Linked DNA regions of Mus musculus: all the other regions are linked to region 3. Evidence: chromatin loops called from intact Hi-C (ENCODE). Cell type or tissue: gastrocnemius. All regions are shown on one strand.

Region 1 (8,000 bases), 210 kb after region 3:
AAAATAATAACTAAGGTTTATTGTTCATTTGCCGAAATGACAGTGACCACGAAGTGTCACAAGGCATGTTATGTCACTGATGTTTGCAATGTGACTATGATAGAAAAAACTCACAGAGCTCCATTTTACTGACAGAAAAACCAAGGCTGATTGGACTGGAGAGATGGCTCAGCAATTAGGCAGCACCTGCTGCTCTTCCAGAAGATGGGAGTGAGGTTTCCAACCTGCACTTCAATGGCTCATTACTGCCTGTAACTCTAGTTTCATGACATCCAATGCCCTCTTCTGGCCTCTGCAGGCAACCACATACTATGTACACACACAGACACACACAGACACACACACACACACACACACACACACACACACACACAGACACACACACACACACACACACTACATTCACAAATTTAAAATAAATGAAAGTAAATATATTTTTAGAAAAAAAAATCAAGCCTTTGACAGGTAAAATAACTTCACGCCATTCTCCCAGGGAAAGCTGAGGGTTCTGGGAACGGAGCCCAGATGAACTCATCCCTCGCCACCAGGTCTTGCCTGAGACTGCTGCTGAGCCCACTGCTTTCTGGAAGGCCCGAGTTGTCTGCCTTTGAGCACTTGCTCTTCAGTTTCATTCGCAGATCACTCTGATGTGCTATCTCAACACTCAAAACAGGTAAAGAGACCAAACTGAAATCTCCATTTGAGGAATTCTGTGCTCTCGGGGTTACAATGAATCATTACTATTCGGGAATTAGCAAAAAATGGTAAACCAAATTGGAGCCTAATGTACGGATTACACAGTTATGAGCATTGTATTCTAACTGTGAATTTGCTGATGTCGACTGATTAATCTGGGAGTTAATGAGCTTAGGCACTGAGCACCTTAGCAGCCTTTTCTCTGGGAGATAAGGCTTAAAGTTTAATTTCTTTTTCACAAAGATTAATCAAAGATCTTTCCAGCTGCCAAAAGATAACCGACCTAAAAACCGATTAAAACTAAATTTAAATCTAGCCACAAAGATTTTGATAGTGTCTTATTATATCTCATCTCTTCATGAGTTTATTTTTGTAAAAACGAAAAAGGGCAAATGTATAAAGTATGATATTTTTAATTATTTTCCATTTGTTAAAATCTAATACACAAATCACTCCAAGAATGAAATGCTGTCCCAATGTTTAAAGGTTCTGTGAATCTTCCGAGAAGATGTTCAACATATTATAATGATAGCTTACAAATCAGGAGTATTTATTGTTTTCATTAGGTAAGGCTGAAATTATATGCCCTTAAGAATTAAGATGCTTTTAAATTTGTATCATGAATTACAGAAGTTTAAATATAAATTAATTTCCTTGAATATAGGAGAATTTTACCCAAATAATCTTTAGAGAAAAGCATGCTGACTTAATTAGGGTTACTAATGCTATGGTAAAACACCATGACTAAAGCTAGTTGGGGAGAAACAGCTTTGTTTGGGTTATGCTTCTGTCTCACTGATCATCATCATAGGAAGTCCAGGCAGCAACTAAAGCAGGGCAGGAACCTAGAGGCAGGAGCTGATGCAGAGGCCATGGAGGAATGCTGCTTACTGACTTGCTCCCTGTGGCTTGCTTGGCCACTTTCTTATAAACCCAAGACCTCCAGACCAGGGATGGTGCCACCCACTAGGGCTGGGCCCTCCCCAGTCATTCACTAATTAAGAAAAATGTCCTACAGCTGGATCTTAGGGAGGCATGTTCTCAGTTAAGGTTCCCTCTTTTTTCAGATAGCTCTAGCTTGTGACGAGGTAACATAAAAGTTACCAGGACAAATGGATCATACTGTTCAGTCAACACTAAAAATGTACTAAGGTTGGGCATAGTGAAGACCCAAACACTACCAACTATGGCTTCAAATAGTTCATCTTTTAGGCTGATTTATTTTATGTATTTTAATAACAAAAACAATAAAACGGGTTGGGAGATGGCTCAGTCAATACAGTGGTTACTATGTAAACACAATGACCTGAGTTCAATTCAGAGCACCCACGTTAAAAAAAAAAAAAGGCTTGATGTGGTCCCACACACCTACTGTTGGACCATGTGTTCTGGTCGAGCGAGGCTTACTCGGGAGACCCAGTAGAAAAATCTACAAGGGAACGAACCATAAGCTATGCTCCCAGACACAAGCACCTGACACCACATCAACTTCTCAACTCCATAATCCTGTGACTATCAGTCATGTAGACAATGTCCCAAGCTCCTGGTATTCTGGCTACAGCCAGGGAAGCTCCTCCCCACAGTTACCTGGCAACAGCAAGGTAGCCCAGCCCACTACAAAGGAGGCTGCCTCCGCCCCTCCTCTCTCTCTCGCTCTCTCTCTCTCTCTCTCTCTCTCTCTCTCTCTCTCGCTCTCGCTCTCGCTCTCGCTCTCGCTCTCGCTCTCTCTCTCGCTCTCGCTCTCGCTCTCGCTCTTGCTCTCCCCTTGTCTTTTGCCTCTCACTCTCCTTCTCCCCTTTCATTCCCCCCTCTCTTCATGTGTCATTCCCCGCTCTCTTCATGTGGCCATGGCCGGCTTCTACTTCTCTTCCCTTCTCTCTCCCTCTGCCTTTCTACAATAAATGCCTTCAGACAATGGACCATCTCTGCTCATCGAGATCCGCCATGCTGGAGCAATGGACCAGGCTTCCCTCTAATGAGCAGAGCATCAAACCTCCCGCCTGGAGGCCTTCCTGTGCTCCAGCCACAGCTGCCACCAATCCAAGCTGCCTGCCTGAACTAGCCAGACTCTCATCACTGTGGTAACCTGCTAGAGCTTTCCCCCTACCCTCCCTTCCACCCCAGGGCTAGAATCCATCCAAGGGCCCATTCCCAGCTCTTTGGTGACATACAGCAGTGTGGGATGTCCGAGAGTGAGAACTAGTCGTCCCTTGGCCACTGTAAGGCCCAGGGACCCCCAAACTGGCTCTCCCATGGTACCCAGCGGTCTCTGGTGCTCGAGAGTCAGAGCCAATACTGTGCCTTCCCCACCGGCAGGAGCGGTGTTGTATGGCCTGAGAGGTCCCATGGCAGTCTAGCAGAGCTCTGGTGGGACATGGGTCTTCCACCCCTTTATTTCCTCACGCCCAGCACCCAACAACCAACTACCCTAGGTCTGGGAGGCCGAGAAAGGGGTCTCTGAGCTTACTGGCCAGCCCATTTACCCTAAGTGGTTGAGTTTAAAGTCATTTCAGTTTAAATGAGAAAGACATGCTCAGAAAATATAGTGGAGAATGAATGTCAGCACCTAGCCATTATGGGGGGTTGGGGGGTGGAGGCAAAAGTAACTTCATGTTGCTGTTTCATAAAGTCTAGTCTTAAGAATAGTCAAATATTTCTCAGTCTATTCTCATATATATGAGAATAGACTGGAGATATATATATATATCAATAACTTGCCTTTTCACTTAGAATTCTATTCTAGGCTGTCTGAGGCACACAGACCTGAGATCCCCCATAACCAGTGATGTCCAGTGCCCTTTTATGATATTGGTTGGTCGTGTTTATGTCTTCCTTAGGAAAATGTTAAGGCCTTTGCACCTACTTTTTTTTAAATTAAGTGGTGTTCTCACTTTCTACTGCCTGTGAACTTGTTGGGTTCAGAAATTGTTATTTTGAGGTACCTTTCTTCTACGCCTGATTTGTTAAGAGATTTTAATAAAACGATGTTGAATGCTTTTCCAAATGCTTTTCCGGGCCTCTTGAGTTGCTTGTATGACTTCCTTCTTTATTGTGTTAACACACGATTCATATTTATTCTTTTCATCTCTTGTAACTTCCTGGCATCTCAGAGTTCAGTCCAACTTGATCATAATATGAAATCCCTCTGCTACCCTTTGAATATGAAATTTTCCCTACAAATAATGTTGTTGAACACCAACATGGTTCCCAGCTGGTGACTCAGTTTCTAAAATCTGTGAGATATTTTAGATGTGATACATAGCTCACATCAAAGTGGCAGGTATAAGTCACTTTGTGTAGACCTTAGAGGCTGTATCCATCCTCAAGTTCACCTGAGCCCTCTGCTTCCCCATCTCCCACGACTACAGACAAAGCTACCCTGGCCATCTTACCTTCCCCGTCATGGTGGACTGTACTACCTAAAACTGTAAGCCAAAATAAATCCTTCTTCCCATAAGTTACTTCCATGAGGTATCGTGTTTCACGGACAAGAAACCCAACCATTGTACCTGCAGAAACCCGTTGTACCTGCTACTGTGATGCTGAATTTAATTCGTTAAAATTTTGTTAGAGATTTTGGTGTGTGTATTCATCAAAACAAACTAACAAACAAACAAGCAAACAAAAACTGACCTACAATCTTTTTTTTTTCTTTTTTTTTTTTTTGGTACTATCCTTATCATGATTTGCTATGTGAAAGGGGTTGGCCTCATACAAGACTCAGGAAAATGCAAAGCAAAATCACCATGAGATCTCATCTTTTATTTGCTGAAGTGGCTAAGTATCAAAGACAGAGACAGTAAGTGTTTGATGAAAGAGATTTGAATAATATTGGTAAGAATGTAAATTGATGCATTTACTTTTTTAAGAAAGAAAAAGTATGAAGATTCCTCAAAGAATTAAAAATACAGAGTTTGAGAGATGGCTCCATAGTTAAGAGCACTTGCTGCTCATGTGGAACACCCAGTTCCCAGCATGCACATGGTGGCTCACAATTGTCAGTCACTCCAGTTCCATGGGATCTAGTGCCATCTTCTGGCTTGCTTGGGTAAATATATATATGCATGCTCAGGCTCATACACATAAAGTAAAAATAAAAGTTTTAATTTTAAAAAGTTATCTCCCATATGTTCCAGCAAAACCACATCTAGGTGAGGCCAATGTTGCAAATGGATATTTAACACTCCTCTGCTCCTTGCATTAGTCATGACAGCCAAGATATGGCAATAAACTATGTTCTGTCATCAAATGGATAAGCAAAATGTGGCATGTGTTATGAAATACTACTTACTCATAAAAGACAGGGAAATCCTGTCAGTATCATAAAACAGATTAAACTAGGGGGCATTATAGTAAGCAGTATAAGCCAAACACAGAACAAAAATAGATGGTGCTGTGGTTTTAATATTTAAGGTCTGCCATAGGCTCATTCATCAGGAGTTTAATTACCAGCTATTGGGATCTGAGGAAGCAATTAGATCCTAAAGTCATGGTCTTATCAATAGATTAACCCCTTGATTGATTCATAATATGGTGACCTTCTTAAAAGGTTGCAGAAAGAATGTTGTATTTATTAATATTATCTGTGATTGTATCTAGAATCAACTAAGAGGCCTGCTCTGGCCTATGAGGGTATTTCTTGGGGGGATCAACTGAAGGGAAAAGAACATCTCCCCCAACCCCTGGTGTGTGGCACCTGAAGTAAAGCTGTTGCTTCTGCCTGACTGCCTTCAATGCCTGCTGGTGAGGACAGCTACTCCGAGGCTGCCATCCTTCACTTTAGAACCCAGATTCTTCAGCCTTCCCCCAGAGACTGAAGACCTACTGTTCTCTGGGAATCCCCAGGCCAGAATGACTTGGGTAACCAGTCTCAAGGACCCAGAAGCTAATGAGATCCCAGGCTCTCCAGCAGGACGGTGGCCATTACAGGGCTAACCTGGACTATGTAAGCCACTCTAGTAAATTCGCAGTGTAATTTATATTCATTAAATTACCTTTGTTTTGTCAGGGAACATTGACTAATGAATTTCTAGGGACCGTCATTGGGGCCTATGCCCTCCCACTTCCTGTGTGGTGTCCGCACTGCCTGGATACCATGATAAGTGTGGCTTCTCTCTGCAGTATCCTCATTGTCATGATGGAACCTGTGGGAAAATGAAGTGCTTCCTCCCTCAAGTTGTGTTTCTTAGATAGTTCATCACAAAAGCAGTAAAAATGTCATTAAAAGTAGAATGTGGAGCTGGAGAGATGGCTCAGTGGTTAAGAACACTGACTGTTCTTCTAGAGGACCTGAGTTCAATTCCCAGCAACCACATGATGGCTCACAACTGTCTCAGTTCCTGAAGAATCCAAGACCCTCTTTTGACCTCTGCGAGTACTGCATGCATTTGGTACACAGACATTCGTGGAGACAAAACACACCACAGACAAAATAAAACTAAATAAATCTTAAATTTCATATATATGTAATCAAAAAACAGAACAGTAATTTTCAGGGGATATAGAGTGTAGGAAATGGGGAGACATTGGCTATACACATCTCTCCCAGTTATGAGATTGGTAAATTTGGGTTATCTGCTATTCAATTTGATGGCTATAATAACAATCTACTTTTTTTTTATACCTGAAATTTGTTTTAAAAAGTACATCAGGAAAGTGTATCGATGTGAGGTGATTGGTGTTGATTAACTTCGCTGCAGTAATCATTTCACAGTGTAGATGTCATACTGTGTGCTGAATTATATACAAATCCTGTTTGTTAAGAAAAATAATAATGAACATGTAAGGCCCTGCATTCAATTGCCAACAATGAGCAAAAAAAAAAAAATGTAGTACACACATTATTCATTACCATGGTTTACACCATTAGGGAATGTGTAACAAGTCACTGACCTTAGAAAGAACCATATGCTCCAAGGATTGCAGATAATTAACTTGTTAAAAAAAATTTTTTTTCTTAAAATTAACCATTGGTCATGTTGTGAGCCATTTGGCCATGGTTGAATAGAGCAGAGAAATAATGATGCTTACAACACAGAATTCTATGCATCGGATCCTTCCATTAAAATGAGCATAGCATTCCCATTAGTAGACCTAATAAGAGCATCACCAAAGCAAATAGGTAACTGTAAAGTAAATGTCACTACTCCTGTTTTTATGTCTGATGTGAACTCTAAGAATGCACCATGCAAAGTGATTCTTCTGGACCTTAAAAAAAATAAATACTCAAAAAACAGTAGTTAGGCAGGTTTCATCCTCAACGTGAGTCTGGCCATGTTTGAGATGCAGTCACTACTTAGGGCAATCACTGCAGCACACCATGAAATGACCAAAATTGGCTGCTTCTTTGGAGGCCATTCCCAAGTGGAGATGTTAGAGAAGGAGGTAGGGAGACAACTTTCAGAGGAAAGTAGAAGAACAAAAGATGACATCGTGAAAATGCACATGGCCACAATGTGTCTAGACCCAACGTTTGAGTTATCTTTGAGACTCAAGGATTTCCCAGAGGCCAATAATCCAGATGTAAAGGTTAGCATTTATACATGTGTCAAGTTTCCTTTGAGCTCTGAGATAAATCCTTTGCTCATAAAGCCTTGGTTTCAAGAGAATAATAGATACAGCTAGCCTATATTTGTCTCAGGGTTTTCAGTCCTTCCAAGGCATACATAATATCTCATCTCCTCATGGACTTGGGACTGTGTGGCCTAGCATTGCCCTATGAAATGTAATCGGGATTAATGGACTTCACTTCTCAAAAACGAAGAATGAAAATGTCCCTTACAATTCCCTTCCTCTGTTGCAGCGACCAAGGTGGAGATTTCTTGACTGAGGTTGAAAGACCCCAAAATGAAAAGATCTCAGTCAACCAGTCACTTCAAGGATGCTTACCTCCAAGAGAAGTCTCTCAGATCCATGGGGTCTTTGCATGAGAAAGAAATGAGCTTTTACTGTGATACTGTGTGAGTGTCCATTCCTTTACCATAACTGGATTTATCTCCTTCTAAAACACGGGCTGAGACAATTCATTATTCCCTCAGAGACCCTACGAGTAAATTACCATGAGGCTGCTTTAAAACCACACATGGGTAAAAAGGGAATTAAAATAGTCCAGAATGACACCAAAATTTAGACTATTTTTTCAGTCCTTCAAATTGTTCTACCTTACAGATTTTTCACAAGATAAAAGCAGAAAGGTTAAATGTCTCCCTCAGCCCCAACATACATGCATTCCAGAAAAGATTTAATCATGGAAGTTTTGGGTTCAGATTTGGCTTTAAGGACATGTTATTGTCTAACCACTGTTA
Region 2 (8,000 bases), 410 kb after region 3:
TACATTTTGGAAGGCCGGGATGGAGAGGAAGACAACTTCCAGGACCGGATAGTGAAGATACTGCAGGTTGATCATCCTGACTTTAAATATCAAAGAGTATGGGACTAGAAAACCAACCTTCTTCTGAGCAAGGGTCAGGGAATAAATACGCAGAGGATCCAGTGTTGAGCCTGACTCCAGCTACAGATCTGGTCCTGCAAGCCTTGCTACTTCTGACAAGGCATCCCTCAGCCTAGCCAGAAGGGTTGGTTAGGAGCCATTTCTACACTGACAGTCTATACACATCTTAAGCACAGATGAGGCGCATCGCCCCTAGGCTGAAGACAAAGCTGAACAAGTGGAACCAAACCCTTCCAAGCCTTCTATCTTGTCCAAGATCAATAACGGCTCTTTGAGATTCAGCCATGCAGACAGACACCACGAAAAATCCTCATCTCTTTCCACCATGTCCCATAGCTTTCCAAATGTTACTGGCTGGAAACAGATGGGCCAGCAATGGATGGTCCATTACCCGGAAGTTTCTACTATGCCCCTCCCCGCCCCCATCTCCTAATTCCTCACTTCCCCAAAGCGTGTTCTGAGGAGCAGAAAGCTTGCCTCAAGTCCTGGCTCTCAGGCCTCGAGCAGACCTGCTGAGTCAGTCAGCTGAGGTCTGTGATTTATGTGCTGTTGGGGGTCAGAGAAGTTTGAGCCTAAGCCACTTAGTTTATATATTTGTCTCATGGTTTCCACTCAGTTCCCATTTCAGGTCAGCATGACCGGAGGAGTGAGTATAAATAAATATAGGCTCCTTGCCTTCTCTCTCTCTCTCTCTCTATCTCTCTCTCTCCTTCCCTCCCTCCCTTCCTCCATTCCCCCTCCCTCCTTCCTTTCCCCTTCCCTTCCCCTCCCTGTCCCTCCTTCCTCCCTCCTCCCATCTCTCTATCTCTGGTGAATTGACTCAGTAGACAAGGTGCTTTCTATGTGTGGTGGTTTAAATGACAAATGTCCCCCATAGAACCCTTAGTCTCAACTTGGTAGCACTGTTTGGAGGAAGTTTAAGTGGCACAGCCTCACAGGAGAAATGACTTTATCAGAGGTGGGCTTTGAGCATTTACAGATCTTTGAATCGCCAACCAATGACTGGCCCAAATTGGAGACCCATCTCATGGGCAAGCACCAATCCCTGACACCATTAATGATACTCTGTTATATCTTCAGACAAGGAACCTAGCATAACTGTCCTCAGAGAGGCTTCACCCAGCAGCCAATGGAAACAGATGCTGAGACCCACAGCCAAACGTTAGATGGAGCTCTCCGGAGTCTTATGGAAGAGTTGGGGGAAGGATTGAGGACCTGGAGAAGCCAAGGACTCGGCAGGAAGACCAACAGAGTCAACTAACCTGAACGCTTGAGGGCTCCAAAGAGGAACATGGGCTGCACTTAAACCCCCTGCAACTATGTAGCAGATGTGCAACTTGGTCTTCATGCCGGTCCCCCAACAACTGGAGCAGGGACTGTCCCTGAATCTGTTGCCTGCCTGCCTGTGGATCCTGTCCTCCTAACTGGGCTGCCTGCCTGGCATCAGTGGGAGAGGATGCGCCCAGTCCTGCTTGATATGCTGGGGGGTCAGGGGAGGGAGGTGAGGGTGCCACTCAGAGGGGACTCTCCCCTTCCCAAAGGAGAAGGGGGGAAGGGAAGGGGTGATCCATTTGAGAGGGTACTGGGAGGAGAGGGGGCTGATATATTAGGAATAAATAAATTTAAAAAAATAAAGACCCTTCCCACTTCTAGTTTGCTATCTCTGCTTTGTGCTTGCTGTTTAAGATTCGAGTCCTCAGCTGTGCTGTCCCTGACATTTTGACCCTCTGGAACTATCAGCCCAAATAAATGCTTCTGTAAGTTGACTTGGTAATGTTTTATCAGAACAACAGAAATTAGCATCGCATGCAAATGTGAGGACCAGGATTCACACAAAAGCTGGGCAGGCACAGCAGCCACTTATGTCCCAGAACTCAGGAGGCCCAGACAGGAGATGCCCGTCTAAGACTAGCTCAATTCCAGCTCCCCGGGTTCAACTGAGACGTTGCCTTTAATAAGTAAAGTGGAGATGGAGAAAGACACCCAACATCAATTGTAGACCTGCATGAGCTCCCTCGCATACATTTGAACATATATGCATGCACATACATGCAAAGCCAAAAAAGGGGGGTAGCCCCCCGAGTATATCATCAGCCCCAGACAAAAAAATCTTAACAATAATTGTGTTCTTTCTCAGTGAGAAATCGGTTGCTTGACAGTTTCTTCAACAGTAACGGGACAGGCTACCCAGCCAAGTGGATAGTACAGACTACCCTTACCCCCGAGAGAAGGCGTCTGCCTTAGTAGGACAAAGGGGAACCCCACCCCTTGAGGACAGACACCTTTATAGAGCGTTTGGAGCATGTTTGACCAAAGAAAAAGAAAAAAAAAAAAAAAACTCGAAAAAACATGTGGCAGCCGCTGCTCATAAGGGAAAAGCAGGGCTAACCCAGGTCATCTGGGGACAGGTGGGGTTACTGGTTTCCCAGGAGTTGCTTTTAGCATTGAGCTACAAGAAGGTTCCTTTCTGGCCCCAAGTTCCTGAGGCCAACGTTGTCCCTTAACCTCAGGGTAAAAGAAGACCCTTCCACTGCCTTCTCTCTGTGCCCTGTGAGAACAGGCTTTGAAATGCTATCCTGGTCTGTAACAGCCCCATCAAGTGAGTTCATTTAAAGCATAGAAACAGAAGCAGAAAACGGGTCGGAGAGCAAAGAAAGTCACCAGGATGCCCACTGCTATGTCTAGCCCTATTTCCATCCCACCTTGGTACTAAGCCTCAGATACCTACAAAACCACACTATTGTGGTTTTACACATTGACACGTGTGCCCTAAGATACACACCTTCTCCAAATGGGACTGTCACATGTCTTAGGAATACGGGAGTCTAACGACCTTTTTAAAAAAATGATTTATCTATTTATTTTATGTATCTAAGTACACTGTAGCTGTACTGATGGTTGCTGGGAATGAAGGTCGCTCACTCCGGCCTAAAGATTTATTTATTTCTATATATCTAAGTACACTGTAGCTGTCTTCAGACGGGTGGTCATGAGCCACCACATAGTTGCTGGGATTTGAACTCAGGATCTTCAGAAGAGCAGTCAGTGCTCTTAACTGCTGAGCCATCTCTCCAGCCCTCTCATACATCTTTCTACTGCAATTTATTTAGTCACCTCCCTCCTCGTCCCCCCGCCCCCAAGCAACAATTCCTTTTGTCCCAGGGGTTCTGCTAGGGCCATTCAGTCACGTGGTTGAACACGAGACTTAAACCTTTTATTTACGTACCACGTGCCAGGTTCTGCACCCGGAAGTGAGGAAACAATGAGCAGGCATTGTGGGCTTTCAGAAGGAGGAGGCAGGAAGACGTGGAGAGCGACTGAGGTCGGCCGTGGAGGATGTGCTGGGCAGGCGAAGAGAACAAAGTCTGGCAGAGCAAGTGTTCCTCACTGGGTTCTGGCCGCGCCTGGACATCAAAACGATGGTCACATACACGAGTGTCTCATCCCACCTCTGTCTGTAATGGCCGCGTGCTTCCGTGACATTTTCCGTCACATGTCAACATTTTGCCTTACTTTTGTCTTGTCTTTTGCTTTGGTTTTAGACCGGAAGTTTGTTTGAAATACTCTCACACTGTAGCTCGGGCAGGGCCGGGGCTTACAAGTGGGAGCAACTGGAGGCACCCGCTTGTTTTGTTTTGTTTGAGAGACTGGGTGTGTATGTGTGTGTGTCACTATGTAGCCCAGGCTAGCCTAGAATTCACTCTGTGACACACACTAACGTCAAACTCAGTGTTATCTTCCTCTCCAGCTAGATTATCATAGGAACAGGTTTGATGATCGTCTCCTCGTGCTACCAAACAGTATGGCCCTAGACTATGGTTCAGTCCGAAATGCAGTCTACACCCACTCTAGCTACCACGACTGGAAAGAGAGAGAGGGAAGATAGGAGAGAGGGAGGAAGGAGGAGGAAAGGATGGAGAGAAGGATGGAGAGGAAGGAGCACAACAAGCAAGTGTACTTGTCCGAAGCGGTTCTTTTTCTTTCTTTCTTTCTTTCTTTTTTTTTTTTTTTTTTTTTTTTTTTTCTTTTTTGGTTTTTTCGAGACAGGGTTTCTCTGTGTAGCCCTGGCTGTCCTGGAACTCACTTTGTAGACCAGGCTGGCCTTGAACTCAGAAATCCACCTGCCTCTGCCTCCCAAATGCTGGGATTAAAGGTGTGCTCCACCACGCCTGGCTCCCCTGAAGCGTTTTCATGTCATTAAAACAACACTTTTTTGTAAAGAAACTTGTTTATCTCCAGACAAGAAAATGCCCCACCCCACTTACTAATCAGATTTTTTTTTCAGAAATAAGTTATATCACTGCATTTTTTCTTTTTCATGACCAAAATTGGAAACAGTCTAAACATTTTTATATCGGAAGTTCCCAGTCAATAAATTCTAGCACGCTTCCTAAGAAGGGATACCAGCCGGCAGCCAGGGAGATGGCTTGCTTGGTGGTTAAGACGGCCAGAGTTGAGTCTCCAGTGTCCACATCAGATGATTTACAAGCCAGTATCTCCAGTTCCACGGACTCCCTGCCCTCTTACCACCCACGTTGTGGCTCAGTACTTTCTCTGACTCCAGTTCCGTGGGATCCAGCGTCCTCTTCTGGCCTCTTCAGGTACCATGCAAGTGATGCACAGGTATACAACATCCATACACATAAATAAAAACAAAAACAAAAAACAAAACAAAAAAACAAGCCCAACGTAGTGGCCCATGCCTTTAATCCCAGCACGCAGGAGGCAAAGACAAGCAGATCTCTGTAAGTTCAAGGCCATGCTGGTCTACAGAGTGAGTTCCAGGACAGCCAGGGATACACAGAGAAACCCTGTCTGGAAAAACCAAAAAATGAATGAAAGAATTAATTAATTAACATTTAAAAACCAACAGAAAGAGCAGAAGGCACATTGCAAAATTGTATGGAAACCATGTGCCCAGGAAGAATTTAAAAAGCGTTCCTAGAGTTAATTAGTAGATGCCTTGTCCCCTGCTTGCTAAGGCTTTGTAATGTTACATTACTGTTAGCTCTTAACAGTGTTGTTCAGAGCACAGTGGCAGTCTGCTGCTAGGCTACCAATAGACCACTAAAGAAATATCCACGCATGCGGTCACACCTAAATCCCTGGCGACGAACACACTTTTTAAACATTACGCCCACTCACCTTTAGATGTACAAAGATTACACTAAATTTTCAATAATACAAATTATCTTTCAACTCGAGGGCCATGCTAGACAAATGTAACCGCTTCTGGTGCTCAGCATGATTGATGTTAAGTCATTTTTACAAGATCCATTCTGTCCCTGCCACATCTGGTAATTGAGTTCAGCCACCCCGGAGAAGGCGGTCTCCTCTCCCCCAAGGCTCGTGTGAAATTCCAGTTGCCATTTTAAGCTTCCAATTAGTTCATGACATAAAAATTACGGTTTCCCTTTGAATTTCTTTCCTCTGGCCCAGTTACATGCAAGACACACTCATTCCACACAGTTCCCGATGTCTCAAATCTGGCTAGTTAAAGCTCTGTGCTGTGGAACGGTGCCTGTCCATGGAGGTAACTGTCCCTTCCGTGCCTGTGGAAAAGCTCTGGGAACCCAGCTAGCCAGTAAATGCACTGTCTCGCTCAGACTCGCGGCCCAACATGGCTGGCTTTTGCCCAGGTTTGTAAGTACATTCTGGGAACTGAACTCAGGTACTCCAGCTTGCAAGGTAAGCACTTCACAGGCTGGTCCATCTCACCAGAGCTGGACCTCGTTCTTACCTGACGCATTCATCTCTATTTTTCTTACCTTGTTTCCACAGTGCCCCACCCCCACCCCACCAAACCGGAACCACCACCACCCGCAGTCTCAGAACTTCAAAGAGAACTGTTACAATTTCTCTCCCATCACTGCTTGGGAAGCCAACTGCGGAACAGGAGGCAACAATCTATTTTGCCTAAGTTCTTTTCCTATAGTAAGTAACCAACTCCTCCTTTCAAAGATTCCTGCCTCCGCAGAAATCACTCTCTAGCACTGAGAGCACGGGCAAACACCATCTCCTCTCCCTCCCACCCTGCCTCCCATCCTTCAACAGGTCACCCAGCTGACTAATTTCAGGAATTCTGGGTAGCAGCAAGTGGTGACTCTGGTGTGTGGGTGAGTGTGTGTGTGTGTGTGTGTGTGTGTGTGCGCGCGCGCGCGTGCGTGTGTGCATGTGTGTGTGTGTGTATTTGTATGTGTCTGTGTGTCGAGGTGGGGGGTTTGTGTCTGTGTGTGTGTGCATCTGAGTGTATGTGAATGTCATGTGTATGTCTCTATGTGTGTCCATACATGTGATGGTGGTGATAATCCAGACGAGGAGGCCCCCCCTCCCCCCATAGGCTTGAGTGTATGTGAACACTTGATCCCCAGTTGGCCAATTTGGAGCAGCTTAGGAGTTGTGGCCTTCTTGGAAGGAAGTTTGTCCCTGGAGGCAAACTTTGAGAATTTAAAGACTTACACCATTTCCAGTTGTTTTTTCTGCTTCATGCTTACAGTATGTGTGCTCTCAGCATCTGCTCCAGCTGCTGTGTCTTCTGCTTGCTACACTGTGTCCCTGCCATGATGGTTGTCTCGCTAACTCTCTGGAAACACAGCCCAAATAAACTCTTATGTAAGTTGCCTTTGGTCATGGTGTCTTATTGGGGCAAAAGAAAAGTAACTAAAATGCACACATGTACACATATCATGTCACATTTATTTATTAAATGTGTTTGTTTATATATTTAGAGTGCATAATATTTTTTTCCATTAAAGGGCTTTCTAGCCTCTTGTGGATACTCAACTCCATGGACGTACATATCTCGCCTCTCCTGCATCTTCAACCAAACCACATGTGAACCCTGGGAGATTTTGTACATTTAGTTCATCCCTACCATCTCTCCTATCATGCAGACATCGGATTAGCATATCATTGCACTATGCTATCAATCAAGTGCATCCATCTCTTTAGTGTGCAAGCTTACTCCAGTTTCTCATAAACTGTAAGATTCTATCTCTACCGAAGAACTGCTTCAAAACAAACTTATGATTTATTCTCTCTGAATGTTTGATTTGTGTATATCTCTTATACACAAACCACCATCCGTGGACTGACAGAATGCCTTACCCATCGTCGTGGTATTCCTCACAGTATCGCTTCTGACCAAGAAACTCATTTCCCAGCCAGAGAAGTTTGACAGTGGGCCCACGATCATGGAATCCAGTGATTTTACCATGTTCCCCAGCCAATGCTGTCATTGCTCAATGGACACATGAACAAAGTGGCCATGTTGGCCGAGATGGGGGTTATGCTTGGGCTCAGCAACATGAACTTCCACTCACCAAGGCTGACCTGGCTACAGCTGCAGCTGAATGCCAGATCTGCCAGCCGAAGAAACCAACACTGAGCCTCAGATATGGCACCATTCCTCAAGGTGGCCAGCCAGCAACCTGGTGGCAGGTTAACTACATTGAAAAGGACAATGTTTTGTTCTTACTGGAGTAGATACTTATTCTGGTTATGGGTTTGCCTTTCCTGCTCCTGCCAAAACCACTACATTACCCATTATTCTGTAAAAACAAAATTTTTGAGCCAAAGGGAACCACAAAGGGAAAATGCTTAAACAGCCTGGCTCTCTCTGCAAGGGACAATGCCAAATGCTTTGGACATCTAAGCATCCAGTGATCTCTAGTAACCATGGACTAGAGCGATGATTCTGATGGGAAAAGTCTATGGTAAGAGTTTCACCTGGCCGGGCAGTGGTGGCACACACCTTTAATCCCAGCACTTGGGAGGCAGAGGCAGGTGAATTTCTGAGTTCCTCGAGGCCAGCCTGGTCTACCGAGTGAGTTCCAGGACAGCCAGAGCTATTCAGAGAAACCCTGTCTTGAAAAACCAAG
Region 3 (8,000 bases):
TGAACCCCTTCCCATTCCATGACAAGATGGCGACTGTCTTGATCCTACAGGCTTCTGCACGGAGCCACAGCTGTAGTGATAGGCTGAGTACGGAGGTTGTGGCATGTGGGAGATGCTGTTCTTCTCTGATCTCCCTCTGACCTCAGGCCCTTACATTCCTTTCTCCCTCCCCTCCCCCTTTTTCTGTAATGGTCCCTAAGCCTTGGGAAGAGAGCTTAATTAATATTTTAATAAGGTAAAATGCACATAATATAAAATGGAGCATTCCCAACTTATAATTTACTAGTCCTGTGTATGTCCACAAGGTTATAGACTACTTCCACTATCTCCTCAAAGAACTGTCTCTACCATCACTTATCACAAACGCTGTGCACGCTAAGCAGTCACTACCCATTCCTGCTCCGTGGCCCCTGCTCATCTTTAATTTCTTCCTTAGCTCTATGCCTCTGCTGTGACTAGATAGTCACATAAGGGGGACCACGTGATAGTTATGATTTTAGATCTACCTTTTTCACTTAGCACCTTGCCTTAATGCTTCATCAATGTCCAAGTGTGTTTCAGAATTTAGGTTTTCTTTCATTGTAACCATATGCTGCTGTGGGCAAGTATTGTATTTTGTTTTAAGGAAGGAGTCATTTCAAAATAGCCAAGGAAGGATAGCATTTGATTTTTGCTTGGTCGAATTTTCTGTCTTTCCACTACTCTTCTTGTCCCAAAGAGGGAGGATTTGGGTGGCTCCATTGGTACAGTGTCCATCTTGATAGCACAAAGCCCTGAATTTAATCTTCAGAATCCAACACACACACAAAAATTGACCTAGGCTCAGCATATTGTTACAGTTGTGTAGCTTGCATCTTGTGATACTTGAAACAGTGGAAGCAGAGGGTATCTCTGACTCTTTTGCCTGCTCCAAGGGTCCTTTCCTCTTCTAGCCTCAATACAAAGGAAGGAGACTAGTCTTACTGCAACTTGATATGCCATGGTTGGTTGATATCCCTGGGAGAGCTGCCCCTTTCTGAAGAGAAATGAAGGAATTGAGGGAGCAGAGGAAAGGGGTACTAGGAGGAGAGGAGGAGGTGAAACTGTGTTTGGGATGTAAAAAGAAACAAATATATTTTTTAAAGTTGGGTCTGGTGGTGGTCATATAATCCCAGTTCTGGAAGGTGCAGGGCATCCTTGGAACTGACTGGCTCATAAGCCTTGGTAGTAAGAGACGTTGACTCAAAATAGATAGATAGATAGATAGATAGATAGATAGATAGATAGATAGATAGATGACAGACAGATAGATAGATATGGAGATGGATGGATGGATGAATACATAGATAGATAGATAGATAGATAGATAGATAGATAGATAGATGTAGGTAGGTAGATAGATGATAGATAGATAGGTAGATAGATAGATAGATAGATAGATAGATAGATAGATAGATGACAGATAGATGGATAGATAGGTAGATAGATAGATGATACATACATACATTCATACATATATGGAGATGGATGGATGGTTAGATAGATAGATAGATAGATAGATAGATAGATAGATAGATAGATAGATAGAGAGATAGCAGATAGATAGATAGATAGATAGATAGATAGATAGATAGATAGATAGATAGATGATAGATCAAGAGAAGCTGAGAAGCTATAACAGAGACTGGCCTCTGGTCTCTCTGCACTGGCACACACATGTGTGCATACACTCACACACAAGGTGGAATTGTTTTCCTATTTTCTGTCACACATCAGAAAGAATTAAAGTTCTGTCTCAGAATGTTCTCTTCTGGTAAGGAGAATCACTCCATGGCACTTGGCATGAAGGAAGCCAGCGAAGGTGTACGAATTCTCAGTATTGCTGTGATTGTCTCACACACACACACAACACACACACACACACACACACACACGATTTCACACCAGACACTCTGTATTTCGGTGGCACTGGGGAGGGTTGGTTGCACACTCCCCAATCTTTAACAACTCTGAAGAACACAGTGTTCTATTAGGTCAGCCCCCAAAAGGTCACAGTGATGACATGATTCTTTTGTGTAGCTGTCAGGGTGGACATGGGCATGAGTGGTGGATATGACCTATTGCCTCTGGAGGCTTCCCAGATGAGCCCAGTCTCTTAGCCAAAGAGACATAAAGACTACTGCAGAGGAGTCTTACTTTGAACACTGCTGGAGTACCAGCTAGACACCAGATAGTTACACGCACACAGGGGGTGGGGGGAGTTTAATATTCAGCTTATATACCCACCAAACCTTGTCTTCCCTTGCTTCTTCATCTACTCTTCCCCACTACTGCCCTATACTCTTTTCCTTCTAACCCTCCAAACATGTTTTAAAGGCAAATAAGCAAAAGTTGGGTGGCACATAAGTTGGGTGCACATAAGTTGGGTGGCATGTAGATTGGGTATCACATAAGCATAGCCCATGAACAGAAGGCAGACAGCTGAGAAGAAAGATCTCTTCACTTGCAGGGGACTTGGGTAACACAGGTTTGCCACAATCCAACCAAGCTGCCTGAGTTTTTTTTTTTTTTTTTTTTTTTGTTAAGAGGGAAGAACAGAATCAGAGAAGCAGTTTCGATAATAAGATGACTTTCCCCATCTCAGTCTAATATCTGGGGAATAGAACCCTGTGTTCCAAGGGCAGATGTGATTATGACACACAGTCCACAGTGTTTTTCTTTGTGAGGATTTGGCCTGAAATTGGGGGGCTACTGGGAGGCGAATGAATAAATAGGGTTGAAGACTCCGTGATTCGTTAGAGACAAATAGAAATATGTTTGTGTCTCAGCGTCTCCCACCACCACTATCATTTTATTACCGGCTTAGGGTAGAATATCATTTGGAATTTATCAACAAGCCGTCTCCCAAGCTTTTTCGGACACTGTTTTCAAATTAAGGAACAGAATCCAAGTCTCATGAGCTTGTTTTTCATTAACTTAACAGAGAAACTATACTCTCAGAATGAGAGATTGGAGCCAGGATGTGGGTTCACTGAATTCTCAGAGCAGAGTGCTTTTGGTGTGTGGTGTGCTACAGTTAGTGCGTGGATGGTTGTTCTATGACACTGAAAATATGGCTTGGTCTCATGTAAGCTGACTTTTGGTTTCATTTCCTGGGTGATTCTTGCAGCTTTATAACAATGGATTTCCAAAATATCTAAATGTTCCTTGTCCCCTGCCATGAATAGGTACTGTCAAGTCATCCGGGTTTTTGGATATCTCTAATGTTAAGTATTTCAACGTGGGTACAACTGGATTACAGAGAGCAAAGGGAAACAGGAAGCGCCACAATGGAAGGCTAGAAATAAGAGGTGCTCTTTAGACCATGTGAGATCAGAGGTAAGTGGCTCACTTCTCATGTATTGGGCACTCAGATGGAGCGATTTAGATATGTCATTATCCCTTTTAATCCTCATAAGGCTTGGGAGGCAAATGTCTGAAAAGCTACCACACAAATTAGAAAAGTTGACATCAGCAGAGAAGTCAGGGGGTGTCACTCTCAAGATTTGGATCTAATTTGCCTAATATTACACCTACATGACCCTGTCTCAGATGCATCTCGAACTCCTCTCACTAGATATTGGGGGTTGTGGTCTGTAATATCACAGAGTGACCCCAAGGCTTCTCCAAAGAATGACCCAGCTGTCTTCTGCAAAGGGCTCCACACCAAGTCGATGGCAAGAGCAAGAAAGGACTCTAGGTAGCTGAGACAAACCTAAAACTACCTGTGCAGCCAGAGGTGTGGAAGCTGCTCTGTACAGACATGAGATGTTTGATAAATAACTGTGTTAGGTGGGCAGTCCTCTGTTGACAATACCTCGGAGCCTGAATCATCTAATACTCTCTATTACTTTTGACCTCACTGTGGTCCAAATTACCTGGTAGAGACAATTTGGGGGCAGATGGGTATGTTTGGCTCATGGTTTCTGAGTGTTCTATTCATGGTTGCTTCTCTCCAACCCTGGCCCCAGCTGCTGCTCTGCAGAGCATCAGGGTAGCTGTCACGGGCATGCTGTGGTAAAACGGAAGTGTTTCATCTCATGGTGGACAGAAGGCAGAAAAGAGGGAGGGAGTAACCTGGCAATAAGAAATGTCTTCATATCCGATGATTTCATTCAACCAGGACTCATCTTCCCAGAATCTCCCAAAGCCAGCATTAAGGAGGAAGCATTCAACACAACAAGCATATCCCTCCCTTAGGGAGCATATTCAAATGTTCCATATTCAAATGGTGACATAGCTGGCCAGGATTCAGAAGTTCTCTTTGCCTCTAGGTATCTGCAATAAATATGGGCCCACGTCTTAGGTATCACACAGCTATATGAACCTGTGGTAATTATTATTTACACAACATCTTCATTTTTCTATGCTACACTCCAAAGAGGGCTGGCGCTCACAGATTTTCTGGGCATTTACTAACATGCATCATTCTTAATACAACTGAATTCATACTTGAGATGCACATCATAAAAGCACAAAACCTCCCACGAGTCAAAAACCCAGCACTGGATTGCACTGGAGTTTATTTCTAGAGGAACTAACATGACCACTAGATGGCACCGGAGTCTGGGTTCATCTTTCTGTTTCCAGAACCAGCTCTAACAAGACACCTGTAAAACCATAAATTTCAGAGTCAGTTGTTTGTTTATCTCATGTGGTACAAGGCATTATGATTTTTTGTTTGAGCTCCAGCATTTCCCTTCCAATAAATGAACACAGGGCCAGCTCTGACACTGAAGCCAACTCTTGACAAGTCTATTTTAAGATCCCTTAAAGAACTTCCTGTAAAACATTCAGGTTCCCACAATTGAAAGAATAATTGTAATCTACGTTTTTAAAACCTGCAGCAAGGCATGTGTCTAGAAAAAGCAGCAGTTCAGTTGTTAACTTATCGTGTTCATTTGGATTTCAGCTGCAGCCTGGAAGTCACCCAATAAACATGGGGTTAAGTCTGCTAGTATTGCAAGGCCCAGAAGGACATGAAGATACAATGACACCGTGCATGGATTTGAAAATAAGCAAAGGACTGGGCACGATTGGTTTGTATGCCACGAAGAAAGCCAGTGAGTAATGTGAAGAACATAAATACAAGCATATGTAAGGCCTTGAGAGCTGGCTCAGTGGGTAAGGAACCTGCAGCTCTTCCAGGGGACCTAAGTTTAAATCCCATGCCCCATGTGAAAATCCTGCCATGGTTGTATGTGCACCTATAACCACAGTACCGTAAGGGCCAGAAGCAAGAGGATTGCTCGGGCTTGCTGGGTGCCAGCTCTGCCCCAACTTCAGTGAAAGACCCTATCTCAAAGAGATAATGTGGAAAGTAATAGAGAGGGGTGCTCAGAGGCCTTCCTCCTCTAGCTTACCCTCAGAGGTACCTATAACTGCACATGAATGTGCACCTATAATGTATATACATATACACACATACATACATGCATATGTGCATATCTACATACATATACACATACATACATATACATGCATGCATATGCACATGCATACACAAATGAATGTGTGTGTGTGTGTGTGTGTGTGTGTGTGTGTGTGTGTGTAAATTTAACAAGGTAGTCAAATGGTGATATTTGAGCAGTAACTAGAAAGACAAGATAGAATCAGCTGTTGGAAAGACAGAATGATGGAGGTCAGCTGGGGAAGGTTTAAGAGTCCAGAGATGTAGGTAGGCCACATTATGAAAGGACTTGGCTTTTGTAGTTTGTCTTGGTGTTCGAGCCAATAGGAATTGTTTTTAAAAAATCAACAAGAATCACAGACCCTGGGAGTATAGCTCAGGATAAAGGAACTGCCTAAAATGTGCAAGACCCTGGGTTGTATCCCGAACACTGGAGACCAAATATCAATCTCACTTTTGGTGGATGAGTAGATTTTCTGACACCCAATAACAATAGCAAGGCCGTAATACATGTATAATGAGCACATACGTAGGGCTTGTTCACTGAGAGTCCTTTTCAGTATTACTGCATCGACAGAGTTTCTCTTGGGCTTGAGGCTCTTTCTCAGACTTGAGGGCCATCAGAAGAATCTGAAGCATGGCTAGCTGCCTTCCTTCATCACTTTGACTTCTGATCACTTCCCCTCCTCCACAGTTCTGGCTCAGGAGATTTTAGGTAGAAACCTAGAATCTGCATCTGTCCCACCTTCCAGCTGCTGTTGCTCGCGCTTGGAGAGACGGTACTGAGAGAGCCTGGGTGTAGACCCATACGAATGACAAAACCAAAACCAGCCTGGAAGGTTTGTTTCGCTTGCATTATGACCAAGCTTCTGGACTTCCGAGACTACGTTCTATTACTAAGGGCAAAGATGCTAAAGCCACTCCACTCCTGACCGCGGGGCATGTCCCTCTCTTCCTTCTGAATAGTGTCCGGCTTTTCACAGAGAGCAATTGTGTCCATTTATGTAATAAGCCAGGCTTGGCTTAACAACGAAACAGAGATGCTTTAGGCAGCGATTGAAGGCTACCCATATCTCTACAAGATGTTCAAAGAAAATATCGTCTAAAAATCAACAAAGCAAACCTCCCCTGGGAGCGTCGCTGAGGAATTAATTAGCACATTAGAAGCTTCTAGAAAACATCTCAACTTCCTTCCCATTCTAGGCGTCACCTAAGCCTGTGCCTCCATCGCGGTCCTTGGACAAATGCTGTCAGACACTGGCCTACACCGCATGCTAATCGTTACTGAAGCTTGCTTTTCCCGGGTTCTCTCTACTCTCGACACGGCACCTTACTTTGGATAAGTGCTCAATGTGGTGGGATTCACCACTTCATTCAAGACTCCCCAAACTTCCTCTGGCAAACACTAGAGTAACCTGGGCATTTAATTTCCAAGTTTCCTGGACCTTAACCCTCTCCCTACTGAGCCAAAAATCTTCGAGCGAAGGTGCAGGTGCCTGATAATTTTAGCAAGTCCCCCGGTGATGTCTGCACAGCAGGTTTAGAAAAGACCTTTTAGAAAAGACCTCGACTGATGATCTTTATTTTACTATCCAAGATCAATGTCGCCAGTGTTTCTCTCTAAGATTTCCTTAATTCCCCTAAAGCAGTGTGGGTCTCAGCCTTTCTAAAGCTATGAACCTCTAATACAATTTCTATATTAAATTTTATTTAATATTAATTATATTATAGTTATATGATATTCATATAAAATAATAGAAATATAATATATAATTTTATATAATTAATATTAACATGAATAAAATTTTAAAAATTAAATTTAATGTTATATTATAAATATATACTATATATTATATAACATTATATACTATACATTATATTAATATATACCAAATATGTATTAATATATAATGTGATAATATATTAATATTCTAATATATGATAATATGTATTATATGGTATAAAATAATATAGAAAAATTAATATATACTATAATGTGGTAATATTATATCATACTATAATAAATTTAAATTTTAATATATTAATGTTAATATTTTATTTAATAATACTTGATACAGTTCCTGTGTTATGGCTGGCGATCCCCAACCATAAAATTATTTCATTGCTACTTCACAACTGTCATTTTGCTACCATTATGAATCACAATGTAAATACCCGATATGCAGGATATCTGATACGTGACTCCTGTCTGGGTTGAGACCCACAGGTTGAGAACTACTGCACTAAAGCTCAGCGGCTTCCCTTTGTATCTGTTGCATGTCGTTTTTCTGATATGTTCTGCTGTTTTTCCATCTTTACTCAAAGGACCTTTGTTGAGAGTGCTCATGAAAAGCGAAATTATGGCGTCACTCTGAGTGTATTTTCCTGACGCTAACATGCATTAGAAAAGTAGTAGGTGCTCAATAAATGTGGCTATAACAACTTGAAATTCTTCCATTTTCTGACTTCTAAGAGAAACTGGACGTCACCTCTTCATCAGGGAGCAGCATTCATATGGTTAAGGACATTTGTCCAGTTATAGAATCTGAATATACAGCCTTGGATACGCCCT

The links. Peaks named below come from ENCODE experiments on the same cell type or tissue, not always from the same donor. Only the 100,000 strongest peaks of a DNase experiment are listed, where the experiment ranks them.
Region 1: a loop joins it to region 3, with 2.7 times the contacts of the local background. A loop is called at or near these places in 11 of 42 quality-filtered maps.
Region 2: it touches region 3 in a loop (8-fold over the local background); 30 of 42 quality-filtered maps call a loop at or near these places.

What each region holds. Positions count from the first base shown.
Region 1 is chr10:69,109,870-69,117,869 of GRCm38, forward strand. It overlaps Gm40684 (a long non-coding RNA gene), which reads left to right and starts at 2,583. Exons shown (of 4, transcript XR_871807.1): 1 at 2,583-2,777; 2 at 4,397-4,495; 3 at 5,296-5,641; 4 at 7,499-7,574. In gastrocnemius, CTCF peaks have their summits at 4,750 (motif pointing left) and 4,955; no DNase peak of the experiment used is centred here.
Region 2 is chr10:69,308,686-69,316,685 of GRCm38, forward strand. Gm40685 (a long non-coding RNA gene) reads left to right here and starts at 3,382. Exons shown (of 4, transcript XR_871809.2): 1 at 3,382-3,577; 2 at 4,459-4,721; 3 at 5,902-6,054; 4 at 6,617-6,745. In gastrocnemius, a CTCF peak has its summit at 4,726 (motif pointing left); no DNase peak of the experiment used is centred here; H3K27ac peaks cover 2,142 bases.
Region 3 is chr10:68,898,279-68,906,278 of GRCm38, forward strand. No RefSeq gene overlaps it. Among named protein-coding and RNA genes, the nearest start is that of Gm32931, 80 kb to the left of the region's middle. In gastrocnemius, a CTCF peak has its summit at 4,573 (motif pointing right); a DNase peak (open chromatin) is centred at 4,579; H3K27ac peaks cover 654 bases.